Linked DNA regions of Homo sapiens: all the other regions are linked to region 2. Evidence: chromatin loops called from intact Hi-C (ENCODE). Cell type or tissue: OCI-LY7. All regions are shown on one strand. Region 1 overlaps TFDP2 (transcription factor Dp-2). Region 2 overlaps TFDP2 (transcription factor Dp-2). Region 3 overlaps GK5 (glycerol kinase 5).

Region 1 (8,000 bases), 160 kb before region 2:
CCACCCGTCTTGGCTTCCCAAAGTGCTGGGATTACAGGTGTGAGCTGCAGCGCCCGGCCAGGATGTACCTACTTTCTTTTGTAAATTGCCCAAAGTTTCCCTTGAAGTATCCACAGGGCACTAAGAGAAGATTTTTTAAAACTCCCTCATTGAGCTTTTACTAGCTTACTCTAACTAGGCTCTAAGCTAGGTACTGGGAATTACAAGATCTCTCTGAAGAGCCAAATTCAGTGCTGAGTGAGCCAATTTAGATGTAATAGTATATAATGTGTGGTGTATAGATGTAAGTTCATAATGTTATGAAACAAACTATTTAATCTAATTTTTGAAAAAATGGTCCTAAAGTGTTAAAGGTTTCAGTTTGTCGACACAAGCACAGATGTTCTAAAATTTTGCAATTTTCTATAAGAAAGGTTTTAACAAGTTTGGATTCAACATTTAATCAGGGACAACACATGAAAGCATCAGTTAACATACCTGTGATATAACCTTCTAAAGCCTTTGGCACCAGGGATTTCGCAAGTTTCAGATCCTCCAGAGAGCATTTGCCTGACTCCAGGCCAAACGACATTCCCATCCGCTTTAGTACTTCTATGTCATCATGGATCTCAAAGGTGTTGTCAAAATTGAAAAGATACTCAAACCTGCATCAGGAAACAAAGTAAAGGGTTTTTGGTGGTGCTGGAGAGGTCTGAATAGTTTTGTATTCTATAGTTTAAGTAACAGAATGGGGGCCTAAATCCAGCTATAGTGCTAGAAATTGCTACCATTTAGAGAGCCATGAGTCATTCTGCTCTGTCAGGGGAATGACATCTCAAATAAAACACTTTCCCAATTAAAACAACATTCCTCTGACAGATGATAGAAACCCACAAACTTTAGCCCTAACTCTGTTACAAACAGAGGATAGAAATTTTATTCTAAATCCAGTACTTCTCAAAGTTGCCTACAGCTTTGCCACAAAAGAAAAGCCTTTCTACTTTAATATTACGATATCCCTATTCCGAGTTGGCCTGTTAGCTTTGAGGAAAAAAACATTTTGAATGCTTACTTCATTTTCATGAGTCAAATGTTAGCTACAGCCTACTTCAGATAAGCAATAAATAGAAGACTTTCAACAAGTGAAAACAACCCCAAATCCTGTCCTGAGAGGCTAAGGAGTAAAATGTTTTAAGAAAAAATGTCACATGTAATACAAGCACGTTTCCAAATATGTTTGGAAAGTACCCAAATTGGATTCCCAGCTTCCCAGCAGCCCAACACACGTTAATCAAGAGGCAAAAGAAGGAAGACACAGTCCTTCCGACTCCTAGGCTAGGCCTGGAGCACCTTCATCATGGGCCTCAGCCCTGCAGGGACAGGGTTTGGGGACAATGGTAGGTTTCACCTGGTCATGAAATTCTATTAAAATCATGTGAGGGTAAAACTTTATACCCTATCTAAGATAATTTGAATAACAGATTATCTTAGAAGCAAAAATTATAATTTGAAGCAAAATACCAATTTAAGTAATCTAAAGTATATGAATTTGATTAAAGTACAATAACAACTTAAAAAAAAAAATCTGAAGTGGGTGCCTGCCACAGGGATGATTTCAGGCATCTGTTAAAAGCAGATCGTTTTGTAAATGTAATCCTCATTGTGGAAAGCCTCTTGGCTAATTATGGGGAAAGACTGCATCACCAAAGTAACTGAAAGGGTTTTTGGACCTACGTCGGATAACAAGCTTGTACAAGCTACTCAGAGCCTCCTTCCCTCCACTCAAAGGAAGGCCAAGGAAAGGGCATGAGTCAGGGACCACCCAAGAGATGGAAGCCTCACCAGATTCCAGCCTGGGGGAACAGTGTCCACAATACCCTAGGCCAATGATTCCCAGATTTTCCCATCATTCTTTTTAGACTTAAGAGACTAACCTAAGATAGTTTTATAATTCTCCATACAAAACAAGAGACTAATTTGAGAGAGTAACTAGAATGCTAAGTTTTGTGTTTTTTATCTGAAAAGATGCTAACCATTTTCCAGAATTCTCAGTTTTTTGTTGTTTTTTTTTTTTTTTTTTTTTTTTGAGACAGAGTCTTGCTCTGTCGCCCAGGCTGGAGTGCAGTGGCACGATCTCGGCTCAATGCAAACTTCACCTCCTGGGTTCAAGTGATTCTCCTGCCTCAGCCTCCTGAGTAGCTGGGAGTACAGGCGCGTGCCACCATGCCTGGCTAATTTTTGTATTTTTAGTAGAAATGGGGGTTTTACCATGTTGGTCAGGTTGGTCTCGAACTCCTGACCTTATGATCCACCCACCTTGGCCTCCCAAAGTGCTGGGATTACAGGTGTGAGCCACCGTGCCCGGCCTGAATTCTCAGTTTTCTGAGACTATGTTAATGGTCCTCTTTGACATATATTTATAAAGAATTTGCAAGTGTGTGGAAAATAATTCAGATATCTACCACTTACTGACCACTGGGCTGGGTTGTATATTAATTTACCCATAACTTTTTGAAACTGGCAAGGTAAATACTATAATTCTTATTTTTGTGGAGAAAGGAACATGATCTCAGAGAGGTTAAGAAACTTAGAAGATTAAAAAATGGATCAGCTTTAGTTGGCCAAGGAAGTGTGCACCTGCAGTCCTGGCTACTAGGAAGGCTGAGGCAGGGGGACCGCTTGAGCCCAGGAGTTTGAGGCTGCAGTGAGCTATAATCGTGCCTGTAAATAGCCACTGCACTCCAACCTGGGCAACAGTGAGAACAGTGAGAATCCACTCTTTTTTTGGGGGGGACGGAGTTTTGCTCTTGCTGCCCAGGCTGGAGTGCAATGGTACAATCTTGGGTCACTGCAACCTCTGCCTCCTGGGTTCAAGTGATTCTCCTGCCTCAGCCTCCCGAGTAGCTGGGATTACAGGTGTGCATCATCACGCTAATTTTTGTATTTTTAGTAGCCACAGGGTTTCACCATGTTGGTCAGGCTGGTCTCAAACTCTTGACCACAGGTGATCTGCCTGCCTTGGCCTCCCAAAGTGCTGGGATTACAGGCATGAGCCAACACGCCCGGCCAAGAATCCACTCTTAAAAAAAAATTTATTGGTTCTGGTTTACTTCATAACCTCTACTATTTCTTTTTGTGTCTATAGTCTCAATTATCAAATAGTTTTGAAATTCCTGCTGTTTTTTTCTTTTTTCTTTTTTCGAGACAGAGTCTTGCTCTGTCGTCCAGGCTGGAGTGTAGTGGCACAATCTCGGTTCACTGCAACCCCTGCCTCCCAGGTTCAAGCGTTTCTCCTGCCTTGGCCTCCCTAGTAGCTGGGACTACAGGCGTGCGCCACCAAGCCTGGCTAATTTTTGTATTTTTAGTAGAGACAGGGTTTCACTATGTTGGCCAGGCTGGTCTCGAACTCCTGATCTCAGGTGATCCACTAGCCTCCGGCCTCCCAGAGTGCTGGGATTACAGGTGTGAACCACCACGCCTGGCTAACTCTTCTTTTGTGTGTGTGCCTTCTTAGTGGAGTGGCCCGGAATCTCTGGACACAACAGAGACCGGCAGGGGGCGCAAGAGCGCCAGGAAGAAGAGTGGGAAAACAAGTAGCAGTGAAGCCCAAGGGCAATGTCAGGGCCCTAGGAGACAGGAAGTTCTGGTATCCCTGGGACAGTTCTGGGGTATGCCTGTGGTACTGACGCAATTATTATAGAGTCTTCTTTTGCATTAATAAATCCCTATTTGAACAATAAACTATAGGCTGACCTTTTGTAACAGCAGCTAACATTTAAAAAACACTTACCTCAAGTCATTATAGACATTAACTCATTTAATCCTCACAAGGCTGGGAAGTCATAGGGGACCCAGTATCATTCCTATTTGTTCTTGAGAAAACAGAGCTTTGCAGCAGCGAAGTGGGGGAGCCATAAGCGGTACATGGATCCGTCTCACTCTGCACCCTATATATACTCTTAACTCTTTTATGGTACTGGTCACAGCCTGAAGACCACTGAGAGAAACTTTTTCATGAATGGTAAAATACATCACAAATTAATTCTATATTTTGAAAAGTGCTACTTCTTATTTGCCATAATGAATATTATCATTGATCTTAGTTAAAATGTAAAAACACAATTTAAAGGAAGCAAAGAATGTGCCAGGCATTTTCATGTCTATTCATACATTCATTAATAAACAGAAGCATGCATAACTATGATATAGCAAAACAAAGAAATAATTGGTTTAATGCCACATGTTGACCTAAAATATTTCCGTAATAAACTATGACGGTGAATCACCAATGAATCTACCTTGTCCCAGACCCACAGTGCTGGGCTAACTTATCACAGTTACTTGCTCAGAGTTACCACATACATGCAGCACGTCATAGGTTGGGCCCAGACACTGCCACACACATATAATACAGACAGCACAGTGCCTGGCACAAGACAGGGGACCACAGAGGGTGAGGGTTGGAGCGCACACTAGTGGAAGATTGCACCCATGGTTCAGGAGGTGTTTCATGTGCCCCAAGGAAGCCAGCCTTTGAGGGGTGCAACTAATAAAGTGCATCCTTCTTGAGTTTGCAAATGATATGAAAATGTTAACAGAAGGCCAGCCCTGCACCCATCCCTAGTTCTCCACTCACTTGTCACTGGAGATGCTGCAATCTATGACTGTTTTTCTGCTTGTATTGATGATTATGAATGGCAGCTGAATGGTAGAGTTCAGAGCCGGCGGGCCCTGGTTTTGCTGCTCATTTTGTCGATTTCTCTGTACCAGGTTTTTGAAAGCGATTTGCTGTAATGATCAATAAAAACAATATGGTCAATTGTGCATAAGTGAGTTGGAATTTAAAAGAATTAAGATAATACCTTTAAATATAGTTTAAAATTAGAGTTTAAAGAGACATCCCGCCTGCACTAATGAATTAATTTAAAAAATTAAACATTTAAGAAAGAATGATCCAACTCAATAAATACATTTTTCCATCATCCATAGAAACAGGACCTCACAATCTGGGAAAGAACCAGTAGGCACCTGGAACTCTTCAGCAAATGACACAGCAAGGGTGATACCATTTATCTAACATAGACTCCTGACAGTTTGGGGTCAAATATGCCCCCAAACTTTAGGATGTGTAGCCCAGGGATATGCAAACATTTTAAAGGCACAAAATTGTTTCTTCAAATAAAATCTCGAGGGAGGCTGGGCACAGTGGCTCACGCCTGTAATCCCAACACTTTGGGAGGCCAAAGCAGGTTGATTGCTTGAGTCCAGGAGTTTAAGGCCAACCTGGGCAACATGGCAAAACCCTATCTCTACAAAAAATACAAAAACTAGCTGGGCATGGTGGTATGTGCCTATAGTCCCAGCTACCCAGGAGGCTGAGGTGGGAGGATTGTTTGAATCCAGGAGGCAGAATTTGCTGTGAGCAGAGATCATACCACTCCATTCCAGCCTGGGTGACAGAATGAGACCCTGTCTCAAAACAAAACAAAAAAAAACTCATGTAAAACAGATGGAAGTGGTGCTGTTGAGGCTGGCTGCAGTGAGGCCAGGTCCTAAGCTCTGCCATCTCTGCCCTCAAGCACAGCCACATGGTTTCTAAGGCACCTCCACAGAACTTCTCAGCAGCCTCTGGGCACAGTTTGGAATCCAGCCCCAGCCTTCCCCAACCAGACATTTCCAGATGAGGTAACTGAGGCTCAGCACTAATTATAAGATACATCAAGGCCTAAATTTTTTTACTGGATCTTGCCGCTACTTTTAGTTATAACCATTACTCAAAAGCCAAAGAAAGTGATCTCCCTTTTAGACGGAGGCTGCAGTAAGCCGAGATTGCACCACTGCACTCCAGCCTGGGCAACAAGAGCAAAACTCTGTCTGAGAAAAACCAACCAACAAACAAACAAGTGATCTCCCTTTTTTTAATAAGGTAAATGTACGATAGAATTTCACAGCTAGAAAGACTGTATGCAGTTCAAGTTTTTCATCTGCTCAAGAAACAGATAACGTTTTAAAAGTTCCTCAAGTCAGAGCCATTCATTCCCCTTCATTAGCTTGTTATAATCTTGTCACCCAGTAGTGATAAATTTATTTTTTACATTTTAGCAATCTTATGATCAGTATTGTTTATTTCAGGTTCTGGACCTTAACTAAAGTTTCAGTAAGATTACTATTATTGGCCAGGCATGGTAGCTCACACCTGTAATCTCAGCACTTTGGGAGGCCGAAGTGGGAAGTTCTCTTGAGCCTAGGAGTTGGAGGATGCAGTGAGCTATGACTGTGCCACTACATTCCAACCTGGGCAACAGAGCCCTTTCTCAAGAAGAAAAAGAAAAGAAAAAAAGGAAAGAAAAGAAGGGAAGAGAAGGGAGGGGAAGGGGAAGGGGGAGGGGAAGGGGAAGGGGAAGGGGAAGGAAAGGGGAAGGAAAGGAAAGGAAAGGAAAGGAAAGGAAAAAAGAAAAGAAAAGAAAAGATTACTATTATCTTAAAATGGCTGAGTGCTATCTCCCCAAAAGGGGAAGATTTACTCTTTGAAAAGCACAAAAAATAATGAACACCAATTTATTGTAGACCTAAGTGTGTCCAAAAATCACTATCAATAACTAGCACTATCAATATCATTACCAAACATTATTGAGGTTACATTTCATTATTTTCTGTTGCTAAAAAACGAATTCATTGCTTAATTCCTTTAATAATGAGGAAAAATTATGATTAAACTGTGGAACTGAGAAAAAGAATTACATGCTTAAATACTCCTGCATAGCTTCTCTTCCCTTTTACTAGAATACACATCTCAAGAGCTGTTCCTACACTTTGCCTAACTTGGTGTCTGTCCCTAGTGCCACAAGAGGACCCTGGTATATGGGGGAATATAAGCAGTGATAACTAATGGCCCTTATGTATTTGTGATTCACTATTTAATGCTGTGTACATTTAATAGTATCAATGGTTTTTCAAGTGAAGAGAGCAGTAAAAACATAATGTTTTTATTATTATTATTTATTATTATTTTTTTGAGACGGAGTCTCACTCTGTTGCCCAGGCTGGAGTACAGTGGCACGATCTCAGCTCACTGCAACCTCCGCCTCCCAGGTTCAAATGATTTTCCTGCTTCAGCCTCCCGAGTAGCCGGGACTACAGGCACCCGCCACCATGCCTGGCTAATTTTTGCATTTTTAGTAGAGGCGGGGTTTTACCATATTGGCCAGGCTGGTCTCGAACTCCTGACCTTGTGATCTGCCCACCTCGGCCTCCCAAAGTGCTGGGATTACAGACATGAGCCACTGCACCTGGTCATAATAATGTTTTTTTTAACACTGTCACAAATTTCATATACCATATAATGTTATTTTGGATAGTAAAAGGAAAAATAATTCACTTATTTTGAACTGACTTATTTGTTGCCCTTTGATTGATTTCCTTTGGCCTTTTGTTCTTTTTCAAACTCATTAACATCTATTCCAGAGGCTGAACAGCTTTAAGTGTGTTCATTCATTTTCCTATGCGTTTATTATGGAAAAGGTTTAAGGGCTGGAAAGGGCAATTATAGAGATAAAAGTAGGATATTGGGATTATCTACAGGTTTGCTTTACTCACTCCATTCTTCTACATTACCAAAAATAAAAGAGAGGTGGTAGCAAGGAGGTAATAGTTACCTGTGTCATGTGACATGAGTGAGTTGTGACATGAGCTTATAAAAAAAAATCAAGTGAGCTTAGCCACAGCAAATGGATTACTTATTAAAAAAAAAAAAAAAAAAAAGACAGAGTCTTGCTCTGTTGCCCAGGCTGGAGTGCAGTGGTGCAATCTCGGCTCACTGCAACCTCCGCCTCCCGGGTTCAAGTGAATCTCTTGCCTCAGCCTCCTGAGTACCTGAGATTTCAGGTGTGCACCACCATGCCTGGCTAATTTTTTTATTTTTAGTAGAGACGGGGTTTCACCATGTTTGTCAGGCTGGTCTCAAACTCCTGACCTCGTGATCTGCCCACCTCGGCCTCCCCAAGTGCTGGGATGACAGGAGT
Region 2 (8,000 bases):
AAACTCACTGATTTAAATGAAATAAATAAAAGGCATAATAGAATAATACAGACCAGAGTATCTTAAACTCAAGAAAATCCATAACATTATAACCAGGTCTACAGATACCAGTTTAAATAACAGTGCATCAAAAGTTTACCTGCTCACTTGGGTCCCACATAACGATAAATTCAGTGCAAACTTACACTATCTGTACTCTACCTACCACCAGAGACGGGGTCCTCACTGCCAACCAGCCAGCAAGAAACCTATCTCTAAAATCCCTATCTCTAAAATTTAGAAACCTATCTCTAAAATTTAGTCTGCTACCTAGGATCACTTCCAATACCAACTGTGTTAGAATCATTCCTCCAAAACAGATTCTGAGAGGGAGACTATCATGCAGAAAGTTTCCTGGGAAGTGCTCTGGGGAGATATACCTATAACAAGTGAAGGCAGCAGGATTGGACTTAGGGAAGAAATTGAACCAATGATATTGCAAATGGGGCCTCAGCTGATACAACATGGAGCTCCAGAGCCCTTTGGAGTTGTCCCAAATAGAGACAAGTTAGGTTGGATCTTATATCCAAGCAACACACAGTTACTGGCCACAGGGACACCTCTGGGAGGAAGCATAACCTTGGGCAAGACAGTATTCAGGGCCAAGGGCAATTCCCAATAAGGGATGCAGCTGTGAGCCTAAGCAGGTGGAGAATGGGTATTCTAATATGAAGAGATCTGGGCAGAGTATAGTTAAATAGCTATAGTTAAATAGCTATTAAAATTAATTAATTGCAGTAACATGCAACAACATGGATAAACCTTATAAATGTAACAGAATTTAAAAACTAACACATTCAGTATGATTACGTTTATATAAAGTTTTTTTTTTTTTGGAGACAGGGTCTCTCCGTCGCTCAGACTGGAGTGCAGTGGCGCGATCTCGGCTCACTGCAACCAACTTTCACCTCCCAAGCTCAAGCAATTCTCCTGTCTCAGCCTGCTGAGTAGCTGAAATTACAGGCGCGCACCACTACAGCCCTGCTAATTTTTGTTGTTGTTGTTTTGAGACGGAGTCTCACTCTGACCGACGCCCAGGCTGGAGTACAGCGGCATGATCTCAGCTCACTGCAACCTCCACCTCCTGGGTTCAAGTGATTCTCCTGCCTCAGCCTCCCGAGTAGCTGGGACTACAGGCGCGTGCCACTGCACCCGGCTGATTTTTTGTATTTTTAGTAGAGACGGGGTTTCACCATGTTAGCCAGGATGGTCTCGATCTCCTGACCTCGCGATCCACCTGCCTCAGCCTCCCAAAGTGCTGGGATTAGAGGCGTGAGCCATCGCGCCCAGCAATTTTTGTATTTTTATTAGAGATGGGGTTTTGCCACATTGACCAGGCTGGTCTTGAACTCCTGACCTCAAATGATCCACCTCCCTAGGCCTCCCAAAGTGCTGGGATAACAGGCTTGAGCAACTGCACCCGGCCCATTTATGTAAAGCTATGGCATGCAAAATGATGAAATAATGAAAAGTGATGAATAATTACTTAATAGGATTATATTTTACCAAGAATGTATATGTAATTTTGTCAAATTCCTCTCAAGAATCTATGGATATATTTTTCATTATGCATCACTAAAGAAACAATCCCATTAAATAAAAGAAAGAAATGATTTCTACTATTATCACTCACCACTATTATTTAACAGTGTTCTATAGGTTACTAACCAACACAACCAGATGAAAGATAGAAGTATATAAAGCAGAACTGAAGCAGTAAAACTATTATTATTTACATATGATTACAACTGTTTACAGAGCAACCCCAAGAGATTCAACTGGAGATGACCGATAACAAAATTAATCCCCCCAAATTAGCAGCTTACTTATACACAAGAACCATGTCTTCTAATAACAACTATGTAAAGACATAATGGAAAAAATTAACTCATTTACATAGAAAAAAACAAGAAAAAAACATCAGGAAGAAACTCAGCAAGAAATACATAGGGATACAAAAAACAAATGGAAAAAAATGCCAGGTTCTTGAGTGACAAAACGCAAAATCATAACAATACTAACTGCCCCCAAATTAATCTATGAATAGAATGAATCACAATAAAATTAACAATATCTTTTCCTTTTAATTTGCTCAACTGATTCAAAAGTTAATGTGGTAAAATAAGCAAGAATAGCCATAAAATTATGGAAACACAGAAGGATTGACCTCATCCAATTATTTAAACAAGTTGTAAAGTCACAATAATTAAAATATCATACACTGATAAGTGAAAAAGCATACAGATAGAGGGAACAGAAAAGTATAGGAAAAGACCTAAATCCACAAAGAAATTTAGCTGACACTTCAAATCAGTGAGGTATGAATGCATTGGGTGAATTATTTCAATAAAGAAGTGACAACTGAGTAATCATATAGAAAAAATTAGTTAGAGCCATAATTTATACCTCACTCAAAATAAATTTCAGATAGCCCATAGAATTCAACGTAATTTTTTTGGTAAGAGAAGAAAACACGGAAGTTAAATTTTTTAATTTTCTGAGTGTGGAAGATCTTTCTAAATATGAAACCAAGCCCAGAAAAGTCTTCAAAGTAAAGACTGATATGACTACAAAAAATGCACATTTTTTTTTACATTTAAAGAAAACATCACTATGTAAATCATAAGAAAATAAACTGGAAAAATTGTATCTGCAACTTATACTATAGAAAGTTAACTTCTACCTTGTGAACTATGAGCTCCTAAAAATAAGTAGAAGAGTGACAGCCTAAAGAAAAAGTAGGCAAAGAATATATAACAGAAAACACAAATGAGCTGGGCATTGTAGATTACACCTGTAACTCCAGTGCTCTGGGACGCCAAGGTGGGAGTATTGCTCGAGGCCAGGAGTTTGAGACCAGTGTGGACAACATAAGGTGATTCCATCTTTACCGAAAAAAAAAAATTTTTTTTAAATTAGCCAATCGTGGTGGCATGTGCCTGCTGTCCCAACTATTTGGGAGGCTGAGGCAGGAGGATCATTTGAGCCCAGTAGTTCAAGGCTGCAGTGAGCTATTATCATGTAACTGCATTCCAGCCTGGGTGACAAAGTGAAGCTCTATCTCAAAGAAACAAACAAAAAATCCCACAAATTGCTTCTAAACATATAAAAATACGTTCAGCCCACTCATAAGAGAAATGTAAAATAAGGTTTCAAGACAAGATGAAAAGACTGATACCAATACATTGTCCTGAGAAACATGAGGGAAAACAGAGTTTGCCTTACGTTAGTGGTGGAAGAATAAACAGGCATAATCTTTTATGGAGGGCAGTGTCACCATATCCAACACAAATAGAAATTTATACATCCTTCTATGAGCTTTTTCTAGAGTCATATGAAATCATACACATACACACACACGCACACACACACATATATCTATATGGATACTCACTACAGTGTCATTTATATAGCAAAAGATTGGAAAACCCATAACTGCGTATCAATAGTAGACTAGCTAAACACATCATGGCCTAAAAAAAATGAGGCAGCTCATTGTGTATTGATATAGAGTGACCTCCAGTATAAACTGTTCTGTGAAAAAAAGAAAGTTATAAAGAAGTATGTGTAGTACATTACCATCTGTATAAAAAGATTCTCTCAAGGCAAAGGAACTGGCTAGCTGAGAGAAAAACATTTTAATTTTCTTTTCTTTTTTATTAATTCTTACAAAATAGTAGGATGACTCATGGCCTCTCATATCATTTGTATTTTGTACCATGAACACAAACTATCTATGCAACAAATTAACTTAATTTTTTAAATTGTATATTTTCCTTCACATAGAAACAATATTTGTTTTCTTAATGCAAGCAGAAATAACCTAAAGTAACAGACATATTTTAAGATATTTTAGATAGAACCCTTTCTTAGGGGGCTTGAAAAGACTTTGTTATATTGTAATCAAATCCTATGTCAAAAAAAGTATGTTTCTTCAATAGTATAGAGAACAACTAAACAACACCAAATCCACTAAATCTGACACAGGATGCAAATTAGCTACTTACCAGTCATGGGGTTCCCAGAATTTTTTTCTTTTCTTTTTTTTTTTTTTTTGAGATGTAGTCTCTCTCTGTCACCAGGCTGGAGTGAAGTGGCACGATCTTGGCTCACTGCAACCTCCGCCTCCCGGATTCAAGCGATTCTCCTGCCTCAGCCTCCCGAGTAGCTGGGACTACACATTCCCAGATTTTATTACAGAAACAACACAGTTTTTTTAAAAGCCAGAAGGTGGCGACGTTACTTCATCAAAGTCCCTCTGATACATGTATCTGAGCCTCCTATTCTTTGTTATTAACCTATTTTTCCTCTTCTTTATGTCTCTTATTGCCCTTTTGGATGCCTTTCTATAGTTCTGAAACTGCAATAACCATTAGTAGAAATGCACACAGAAAAAACTCCTGAGTTTATAATAATATTATTTTTACATGAAAATAACATAATTAAAATGTACTATAAGGTTCTTTGGTTAAATATGAACACACAGGTCTCTATCCATCCCTTCTTGAAATTACAGTAAAATTGGCCGGGCATGGTGGCTCATGCCTGTAATCCCAGCATTTTGGGAGGCTGAGGCGGGCAGATCATTTGAGGTCAGGAGTTCAAGACCAGCCTGGCCAACATGGTGAAACCCCGTTTCTACCGAAAATACAAAAATTAGCCAGGCAGTGGTGGCGTGCCTGTAATCCCAGCTACTCAGGAGGCTGAGGCAGGAGAATCGCTTGAACCCGGAAGGCGGAGGTTGCAGTGAGCCAAGGTCTTGCCGCTGCACTCCAGTCTGGGTGACAGAGTGAGACCTTGTCTCAAAAAAAAAAAAAAAAAAATTACAGTAAAATGATGTTAAAAAGATAAAAAAGGATAAACCCATCAAAAACATATATGTTATATATACAGATATCTTATAGATATCTATAAGATGTAATGTATATGTAATTAGATGTATCTACCTATATAATTATATATAGATGATCAGATATATCTATATCCCTAGAGACATACAGATATATGTATCTATAAGATATATCTTAATTATATAACTTATCTATAAGATATATATTAATATTATATATTAACATATTATAGATATTACAGGTATCTATATCTCACACCTCAACCTTCTGAGTCGCTAGGACTACAGACAGACATGTTTCACTACACTCCGCTTTTTTTTTTTTTTTTTTTTTTGAGACAGAGTCTCGCTGTGTTGCCAGCCTGCAGTGCAGTGGCAAGATCTCGGTTTACTGCAACCTCTAACTCCCGGGTTCAAGCAATTATCCTGCTTCAGCCTCCCCAGTAGCTGGGATTACAGGCGTGCACCACTAGGCCCAGCAAATTTTTGTAATTTTTGTAAAAATACAAATAATTTTTTGTATTTTTAGTAGGGATGGGGTTTCACCATGTTGGCCAGGATGGTCTCCATCTCTTGACCTCGTGATCTGCCCACCTCGGCCTCCCAAAGTGCTGGGATTACAGAAGTGAGCCACTGTACCCGGTCAGTATTCTGCTTTTTTAATAAAACTTTTTGTTGAGATGGGATCTCACTGTGTTGCCCAGGCTGGTCCTGAATTGGCCTCAAGCAATTCTCCCACTTCAGCCTCCCAAACCATTTATAAGTTATATATACATAATTAAAATATATCTTACATATATCTCATCACAAAGGCTTAAGAATTGAAGCCATCTGAAAGTAACAATCTCAGTTGGGGCTGTTAATAAAAAGACTTGATTGAAAGTTTGAATAAAGTCTTAACCCATGTAGCTAAGAAACTGCCCCTTCTGGCTGAGCCCAGTGGCTCACACTTACAATTCCAGTGCTTTGGGAAGCCAAAGTGGAAGGAATACCCGAGGCCAGTTCAGGATCAGCCTGGGCAACACAGTGAAACTTCATCTTAACAAAAAGATTTTTTAAAAAAGGCAGAGTGTAGCGGCACATGTCTGTCCATAGTCCTAGCTACTCAGGAGGCTGAGGTGGGACGACTGCTTAAGCCCCGGAACTTGAGGTTACAAGCTATAATCACACCACTGCACTCCAGCCTGGGCAAGAGCAACACCCTGTCTCAAAAAAGAAAGAAAGACAGAAAATGCCCCTTCTGCATCCCAGCAAGAAACAAATGGTTTACCTTTTAAGGACATAGAAACTAGGTACACAAAAGGGTTGTGTATTATATCATCTCACAAAAAGATTAAATGAAGATTTACATGCTGTACAGTGGACCTCAGGCCTCTTCCCCAAACCAGCTTCCAGAACGCAAAACAATCGGCCTGGGACTAGGAGATCCCTCTGCGAGGGAAAGTGATCCAAGAGAAAAGACCTGCAAGCACTCAATCACCCTGTGTAAGGCTTACACTTAACAACTCCCATGGACAAAGAGTTTTTACTCAGCTTTTTATTGATTCGGTCTTTAATCTGAACAGATGGCCAAAGTTTACTAAACAACTGAGGAAAATCTCTAACATGAAATAAAGAGGCCAAGATAACAAAACAGGAGACACCAAATTAACAGACAAAATAGAAAGAAAGAAAGAAAAAAGAGAAGGAAGGAAAAAAGAAAGAGAGGGAGGGAGGGGAAGTAGAACAGAAGCAGGGGATTTGGGGAGGAGAAAGAAGCAAAGGAAGGGTAGGAATTCTCCCACAAAGTAAAACAAAGAAATTTTTTTTTAAAGTAGAAAAGCTTGAGAAGAGTTCTTCCATCCAGGAGGTCCAACTACATGGAATTCCAAAGGAAAAAGAGGAAAAAAGGGAAATAAATTAATTATAAAAAAGAAATGCAACTTTCTTTTTTTTTTTGGCAACACAGTAACTAATATGAAAATGTCATCTTAATAAAACATCTAGAAATGCTGGATAAATTAGTCTGTCAAATGCTGAGCTCACAAAAGAGTAAAGCTTTCAGCAACCCTGGAGGAACCTGTCAATACGAGTAACTAAGATTTTTGGCTTTTAATGCCCTTAAAGTAGACAAGGCCTCAGAAACCTTGTCTGCATGAAGCGCAGAGCTGGTATTGAGGGTTTCACCATTTTTTACACATTCTCAGTGCAAGAATGGACAGGGGAGGCTGGTTAAAAAAAAAAATCAACCAACAGCAAAGGAATAACAAGAAAATGTCTCTGCCTAGCTACAGACTCTAGAAACTGGGGGTTGCTGGAGGAAGTAACAGCTAAAAATCCTCAGATTCAGAAATGACAATGACTCCCAATTAAAGAAAAAACAAAAATAACTTTCCTAGACACAGCAAAACATTACAAATAAAGAGATCTTAAAAAAAGGTGGAGAATGATACCAAAGGCACAGGCAATAAAAAGACAGACATACTAGACAATGAAAAATTTGAAATTCCACACAAAAAAAGACAGTATTAACAGAGTAAAAATGCTCCCACTGAATGGGGGAAAATATTTGCAAATCATATATTTGATAAGGGTTTCATATCTAGAATATATAAAGAACCCCTATAATGCAACAATTTTTAAAAAAAGAACCCAAACAACCAGATTAAAAACTAGGCTCAAGTGATCCTCCTGCCTCAGCCTCCTGAGTAGTTGGGACTACAGGAAATGGTGGCTTGTGCCTGTGGTCCCAGTTACTCAGCAGGCCAAACCAGCCTGGACAACATAGCAAGATCCCATCTTTTACAAAAAAATTAAAACTAGGCAAAGGATTTAAATTTATATTTCCCCAAAGAAGCATGTGAAAAGATACTCAACATCCCTAATGATTAGGGAAATGCAAATCAAAACCACAATGAGATACCACCTCACACTCATTAGGATGGCTACCATCAAACAAACAGAAAATAACAAGTGTTAGCAAGGGTGTAGTGAAATTAGAATACTTGTGCCCTGCTGGTAGGAATGTAAAGTGGTACAGTCACTGTGGAAAATAATACGGCAGTTTCTCAAAAACGTAAAAATAAAATTACCTTATGATGTAGCATATACCCATATACTTTTGGGTATATAC
Region 3 (8,000 bases), 85 kb after region 2:
AAAGAATTACTTCATCCCCATGTGACCATCTCACCTCATAATCAAATGACCCTAAATCTCTCACTAACCTACCCCCGCCCTCACTAAACTTAATAATAAATGCTGGTATATCCAGTGCATTGTTGGCACCGCAGGACCAGAAGGCGGTGACCCCCCTGGACCCAGCTTTCACTATCTTGTTTGTGTCTATTATTTCTCAACCTGCTGATCCACCTAGGAACAAAGAGAGAGCCCCGTTGTATTGCGGGCTGCTGGCCAGATCACGCAATATTCACTCTGTTGATAGGGTCCTGTTTTTCACCTTTATTAATGGAAATCGCAACATTTACCTAGATCATGAGCATGTTACTTCTTTTCGCTTTAGAGATCCAAATGGTCACCATTATCATGAGTACAAATCAGAGGAGTGATTTCCTATTGTTTTAGTCCTCAATCTTGGATGAAATTACAAATCAAACCTACCAAGATGCACACCTTCCACGTTACATGCTGCAGGTGGTTTTCTGAAGCCTAACTGCATATTAGATATCAATGACTAAATTTTTTCAGACATTTTTTAAATGCAAATTGCACATTATGTCAAATTAATTTTAACATAGCTTACTTATTATTTATAATTAAATTTAGGGTAATTTTTCTACTTTGGAGAGTTCCAATAGTTAAGAAAATTGAAAAATTAGTCATCATAAACAAATGAAAAAATAAATGTCCTTTGATATATAAAGTCCAATTTATCTATTTTTTATTTTGTTAACTGCTTTTGATGTCATTTAAGGAATCACTGCCAAATCCAAAGTCATGATGATTTTCTCCTGTTTTCTTCTAAGAGTTTTTAGTTTATAGTTTAAGCTTTTAAATGTAGGTCTTTGATGCATTTTGGGATTCATTTTTGTATATGGTATTAGGTAAGGGTCCAATTTAATTCTTTTGCATGTGAATGTTCAGTTTTCCCAGCACCATCTGTTGAAAAAACTATTCTTGTTCTGCTGGCTGGTCTTAGCACCTTTGTCAAAGATCAGATTGTGTTTGATAAAGATAAAATCTATTGATATATAATTCTTCAGAGCCATTCTACAACAGCACATACTTATACACTTAAATCTGATGTTCAATCACTGGTTTCAGCAAAAATTTATAAGCCAATTTGTACCAGGAGTTGGGTACACAGCTATGAACAGAGACACACAGCACTTTTGCCCTGATGACTGTACTTTCTACCAGGGAATGTAAACAAATAATCAATTACTCAGTTGCTCACTTACAGCTGGAATACGCCCTATAAAGGATAAATAGAGGCCGGGCGTGGTGGCTCACGCCTGTAATCCCAGCACTTTAGGAGGCCGAGGAAGGCGGATCACGAGGTCAGGAAATCGAGACCATCCTGGCTAACATGGTGAAACCCCGTCTCTACTAAAAATACAAAAAATTAGCCGAGCGCGGTGGCGGGCACCTGTAGTCCCAGCTCCTCGGGAGGCTGAGGCAGGAGAATGGCGTGAACTCGGGAGGCAGAGCTTGCAGTGAGCCGAGATAGCACCACTGCACTCCAGCCTGGGCAAAAGAGTGAGACTCCGCCTCAAAAAAAAAAAAATGGATAAATAGAGGTGCCATGAGAGTATTTAACAGATGGCCCCTGTGTGGTGGTCAGTGAAGGCTTCAGAAATGGCAATGGATCTCAGCTCTGAAGGATAAGAAGGAATCAGAAGTATGAACATTCCCAACAAAATGTGCTATATGTTCAAATGTCCTAGAGCAAGATAAAGCGTGTCTTAGAGGAACTGAATGGCTAGTGTGGCTGAAAAGCAGTGAGGGGGAGAGACAAAATCACAAGATGAAAGTGGCATCATTAATTTATAACATAGAACAAGACAATCTAGAATACTGATTTTTCAAGTAATAGCATACATTCCAATATTCACTCAGCACTGACCTGGGTTTATTTTATCTCTATCAACAAAAAAAGGAAAAATGAAGGAAAAGTATAAATGGCAATGTTGTAAATTAATTGTCTTAAACCCTTCTAACACTTTACATCATTCTGTGGCTCTTAATATATTTTAAGTCATAAGTATTTGGTAAGACTCATTAATGTAAGTATCAAATACTACAATAAAAATCTATTTTGTGCAATGGGAATATAGAGTAATTTGTGTACCTATATAATGAGATTGTAAATTAGGGCTGGTATTCTTATTCATCTGTATACGCAGTGCAGCCCCCAGCACGGTGCATTACTCCCTGTGAGCCCTCAAACAGTTATGAGTGAATCCAGGCTCCCATGACTCACAGTTTGTGTTGCTAATTGGCACACACCCTGATCTGAAGTTAGCTGGCAGAAATCTCCCAAGAGACATTGACTAAAGAAACAAAACAGCTCGTGATTTTTTTTTTTTAGAACAAAAGGAATTTAAAAGAACCAAAATGGAAGTGTTATCAGTTAGAGTTATTTTAGAAAGCAGGCTAAACACACCACTTTTTGAATATATTGGAAAAAAAGCTTAACCTGAAGAACATGAAGAAAGCTCAAAGACTGAAAAAAGTTCGTAAGTTTCCTGGTCCCTAACAGGGGGATGGGGGAGAGATAGGGAGAAAAACAAAAAGAAAGTTCAAAGTTTTAGACCTCCTGACAGCAACTGTGAGGAAAATAATGTTTCTATGGCCATGAGGACAGAAATGCACCATGGATGCAGGAGGAAAAAAACAACAAGCTGGGAGGAGGAGCTGCTGGCCAGGACTGGAACGAACAATAGGTTTTTCCACAGGATCTAGTCTGTCTCTCCTTTTCTCTCACAAATGAACAATTAGTGCTTCTGGCTGGCCCTGTGCTGTGCCCATCTGTGTTGTGTCCCGGCTGTTTGCTAGGGCTCTTGTGGAATCTGTCAGCATCATACACCACATTGGCTCCCTGGGGCCCAATGAGCAGAATAGGCTCCGCTCCATTATTTTAATGTAAAAGAAGCACAAAGGCTTTCAGTCTTTCTTCAAAAAATATCCACTATTTCAGTTTCTACAAGCAAAGAATGTTCCCAAAACTCATGAAAGAATACAAACATTTCAAAAAAGAAAAAAGGACAGCCAAGATAAAAAACTCACAATGAATTGCTTTAGGAAGAAGTCTTATCCCTCTACAACACCACCACCACCAGTAAGGAAAGTGAACTGTCTTGAAATCTAACTCTTCTATTCCTTCTAATGGTGATGTATAGTCCTAGCATCAGACAAAAACTCTGCTTCCTAATATTCCGACCTTACTGTCATGAGTGATATGGTAGCCAGGTCCTGATGAAAGCAATCACTGGGGCCAATGGCCAAGTGAATATGACACATCCAATCAGTTCTTTCCCTGAGAATACTCCTCCCTCCACTTTCATCCATCCACTTCCCAGATTAGCGTTGGTCCTGCTTTGCTGGCTTTTTCTTCCCTGACTCACTTTAAATTTGGTGGGAGCAGGGACCCGCAGTCCAAATCCTTAGCTTGCTTTTCTTTTCTCCACATAATCTCTACCAGAGAACACACCTATTTTTTGAGACTTCATCTACACCAATGGTTCCAAATTGGGGATGTCCCCAGGGGACGTTCAGCAATGTTTTGAGACATTTATGGTTGGTACAAATGGTGGTGAGGTGGGCTGGGGTGCTACTGACATCTAGTGGGTAGAGGCCAGGGATGCTGCTGAACAGCTGCAACACCACAGGACGGTCCCCATGACAACGAATTATTCAGCTCAAAATGTCAACAGGGTCACTAAGATTAGATACCTTATCTGTACAGGTAAGTTTAATTCATTCACCCCTTCATCTGACAATATACTACTGTATAAGATTTATTTAAGATTTGCCATAACCAAGGCCAGTGCTGGGGAGTGGAGTAAGCACAGAGGAACTGCAGATGTAGGCATCAATCTGAGATGCAGCATGTCCTGAAAAAAAAGAGTACTGGGCCGAGCATGGTGGCTCACGCCTGTAATCCCAGCGCTTTGGGACGCCAAGGCAGGCAGATCACTTGAGGCTCAGAGTTCAAGAACAGTCTAGGCAACATGGTGAGACTCCATCTCTATAAAAATTTTAAAAATTAGCCAGCCATAGTGTGGTACACACCTATAGTCCTAGCTACTTGGGAGGCTGATGTGGGAGGATCCCTTGAGCCCACGAGTTCGAGGCTGCAGTGAGCTATGATCGTGCCACTGCACTCCAGCCTAGGTAGCAAAGTGAAGACCTCATCCCCCAAAAATGAAAATAAAAAGATCCTATCTGATGGAGATGTGCTATGCCTCAGTCCAAGTTAAACCAATGTTCTAGTCACCTCTGAGATATCTCCACATTCACACGTCCAAAACCAAACATTTTATCATTTTTCCTTCTACCTACTCTCACTACTACCCAGCCCATTCCTCCTTACATTCTCTATGATTTCTATCATACAGCCCAAACATCAAGGCCAGCAGTATTGGTAAATTCAAATTTCTTCTTCCTGCCCAATACTGAATTAGAAGCCAAGTCCTTGTGAATTCACCCTAATTATATTTTTCAGATTCATCTTTTCCCCCTCTGCTCACTTTTCTTTCCCACTGCCCAAGCTCAAGATGTCCTTTGGAGCCTAATGCTTTAACAAAAACACATTTTACAGTGGTGTGTGTGGGTACGTGGGCGGGGGGATTTTGGGGGAGGGAATGTGGGTGTGTGTTTAAACCAAGACACAGAGAAACACATGCTAGCTGGGGGAGGTGGCTGAGGTGGAAGAATTGCTTGAGCCAAGGAATTCGAGACCAGCTTGGCAATATGGTGAAACCCCGTCTCTACAAAAAATACAAAAAAATTAGCCAGGCATATTGGAGTGCACCTGTAGTCCCAGCTACTCAGGAGGCTAAGGCGGGAGGATTACCTGAGCCTGGGAAGTTGAGGCTGCAGTGAGCTGTAATCATGCCACTACACTCCAGCCTGGGTAACAGAGTAAGACCCTGTCTCAAGAAAAAAGAAAAAGAAAAAGAAAGAAACATGTTGAAGGCAATATGGGGATAGTATAAAGAACATACGCTTCTGAGTCAAAAAGACAATTTAGAATCTTGGCTCTATTTGCTCCCTGAGCAACCCTGAACAACTTATTTCTCTGTAAAAACAGATATGATGCCTAAATTATAGGTTTGTTGTAAGGATAATGGAACTTGGGACTGTCACAGATGTTTACTATACAGTAGCTATTACAATATTATAACTGTGTTTAGAGTATATATGCCTCATATGCTATAGACAAATATTTTCTTTTTTTTTTCTTTTTTTTTTTTTGAGACGGAGTCTCGCTGTCGCCCAGGCTGGAGTGCAGTGGCGCAATCTCGGCTCACTGCAGGCTCCGCCCCCTGGGGTTCACGCCATTCTCCTGCCTCAGCCTCCCGAGTAGCTGGGACTACAGGCGCTCGCCACCTCGCCCGGCTAATTTTTTGTATTTTTAGTAGAGACGGGGTTTCACCGTGTTAGCCAGGATGGTCTCGATCTCCTGACCTCGTGATCCGCCCACCTCGGCCTCCCAAAGTGCTGGGATTACAGGCGTGAGCCACCGCTCCTGGCCGCTATAGACAAATATTAAATTTAGAGTAGACTGAAAATATAAACCATAGTACAGTACTGTGTTTCTGAAATTTGTGAGTTTCCTCTGACTCTTTTTAGGTATAATTTTTTAGATCTTTGATCTATGCTTGTTTGAAAAGCTAACTTACCCGAAAGAAAGAAATGGATAATTTTAATGACAGTTAAGTCTTTTTGTGGTATTATATAATATAAGTCAAGCCCAAATGACATGCAGTGAGCATACAAGCCAGAAAGCAGGCACATTTCATCCCTCTTAACCAAACGAAACTATTCTCAATTCAGAAAGTTAAAACTCCCCAAAGAGATTTCATAACCGTGTACTCACTGTGGCATGAACCCAGCAGTAGGGTGCTTATCACAGAATGTACTTACTTGTTCCACGTAATAAAAGTTGCTCTCTGTGTTGAAATGCCAAGACCAACAATTTGATTCATCTGTATTCCTGCAGCTAAAAGTAAAGATGGATAAAACACATGTTTTAAAGCCAGTGATATTTTTCTTTATAATATTACAATATAGAAAAAGAAATCCAATATAATCTTTAAGAAAAATACCTGGGTTTAGCATTCTAACAAAACAACTGGAATTAACAAATAAAGCATTACTAAGATGATTCTGCAGCATTTTTTTTTTACTTGAAGAAAACAAAGGTTGTTTCTTGTTTTTTGTTTTTGTGTTTTTTGTTTTGAGACAAAGTGTCACTCTGTTGCCCAGGCTGCAGTGCAGTGGCACAATCTTGGCTCACTGCAATCTCTGCCTCCCGGGTTCAAGCAATTCTCCTGCCTCAGCCTCCCAAATAGCTGGGATTATAGGTGTGCACCACCCTGCCTGGCTAATTTTTTGTATTTTTAGTAGAGACAGGGTTTTACCATGTTGGCCAGCCTGGTCTCAAACTCCTGACCTCGGGTGATCCGCCCACCTTGGCCTCCCAAAGTGCTGGGATTACAGGTGTGAGCCACTGTGCCCGGCCTTAAAGGTTGTTTCTGAATAACAAAGTAGCTTTTTTTGTTTTAGGTGCTGGGAAAAAAACAAATACTATTCAAAGTATGTCAGATTTATTTTTTCTTGGTAATAATAAGATTGGATCTTAATTTAAGCAATGATCAATCATAATAGAAGCTGGTTAATGACAATAAAGGAAAACTCTCAAGGAAAGTAGTCTAATTATTGAAGCTGAGACCTTATTTTCAACACAAACTGATGCCAGGATGCAAACAAAAATATTGACTTTTTGGTCCAAATTTCTTAAAATATAGCAACTCGAGTATTTTTTGTGATATTCTTTAAAAATCTATTTATCCCACCGGGAAAATCTGGGACAACTTCAATTTGAGCATTGAGAAAAACACATCAACTCCCATATAGTATTCCAAAGTTATTCAACCTGAATCTAACTGGGAGGAAACAATCAGAAAACCTCAAAATGAGGGACACTCTACTAAACTGGCTTGTACTTTTGAAAATTGCCAATGTCATAAGAATGTGCTCTAGATGAAAGGAGCCTAAGCCGACTGACAGCTAAATGCAATGCCTCCTCTTTGGCTGGGTTCTAGATTGAAAAAAGAAGTTTTTTTGTTTTTTGTTTTCACTAAGACAAGAGCAAATACTGAAGACAGAGTATTAGAAAACAGTGCTGTGTTAATGTTATACTTCCTGAGTGTTATAATTGCATTGTGGTTATAGGAGAAAATACTCCTTTCCTATGGTTCAGAAAGAAAAAAACAGTTTGCAGAAAATGGTAAATATTACAAAATATGTTTGAATCTATGAGAAAGATATACAAGAGTTTATTGTACTATTCTTGCAACTTTTGCATAGACTGAAATATTTCAAACCAAAAAGATGAGAAGAAGCAGTTCAGCCAGAAAAATGAAGTAAAAGATCTTTCAGAATTTACAAGTAATCTTTGCCATGTTCTCAAGCAAGGTGGCCATTTCAATGTTTTGAGATGTTGTCAATGTTTAAGAATGTTTCTAACATTCTTAAAGAACTAAGACTTAGACCATAGCTTTGGCCAGGAAAGCACTTTATGTCAAATGGCCAGAAAAAAACAAATAAAAACTCATTTTACAATAGAAATAACTCAGTTGTAAACCCATGAGAGTAGAAGCTATACACTGTAACTTCTGTTTATAATCCTCTGGTATTTTGTGCCAAACAGGAAATCAAAACAGCACTAGCTATAACCTGGAATGAGGAAATGGCGAGCATTTATATTACAGTCGAAAAGAGACAAACCAGAGGACACAGCAGATGTTACCTTTCCCTGACAAAGGAGCTCACTGTGAATTACAAATTTCCGTTGAAAAATACTGGGAAACTGTAATCCCAATAAAATACTATATATATGTATAACTTAGGAAAACCACAACTACAGAAGCCTGAGGAAAACTATTACAAAAAAAAAACCATAAAGATTA

Evidence for each region. Peaks named below come from ENCODE experiments on the same cell type or tissue, not always from the same donor. Only the 100,000 strongest peaks of a DNase experiment are listed, where the experiment ranks them.
Region 1: a loop joins it to region 2, with 4 times the contacts of the local background. A loop is called at or near these places in 13 of 110 quality-filtered maps.
Region 3: a loop joins it to region 2, with 6 times the contacts of the local background. A loop is called at or near these places in 10 of 110 quality-filtered maps.

What each region holds. Positions count from the first base shown.
Region 1 is chr3:141,959,197-141,967,196 of GRCh38, forward strand. TFDP2 (transcription factor Dp-2) reads right to left here. Exons shown (of 13, transcript NM_001178139.2): 10 at 4,616-4,767; 11 at 478-644. Among named protein-coding and RNA genes, the nearest start is that of ATP1B3, 87 kb to the left of the region's middle. In OCI-LY7, a CTCF peak has its summit at 3,540 (motif pointing right); a DNase peak (open chromatin) is centred at 3,565.
Region 2 is chr3:142,122,103-142,130,102 of GRCh38, forward strand. All of the region lies in intron 1 of TFDP2 (transcription factor Dp-2), which reads right to left. Among named protein-coding and RNA genes, the nearest start is that of TFDP2, 23 kb to the right of the region's middle. In OCI-LY7, a CTCF peak has its summit at 4,273 (motif pointing right); a DNase peak (open chromatin) is centred at 4,289; H3K27ac peaks cover 2,161 bases.
Region 3 is chr3:142,207,574-142,215,573 of GRCh38, forward strand. It overlaps GK5 (glycerol kinase 5), which reads right to left. Exons shown (of 16, transcript NM_001039547.3): 3 at 5,953-6,028. Among named protein-coding and RNA genes, the nearest start is that of GK5, 14 kb to the right of the region's middle. In OCI-LY7, CTCF peaks have their summits at 3,644 (motif pointing left) and 3,845; a DNase peak (open chromatin) is centred at 3,608.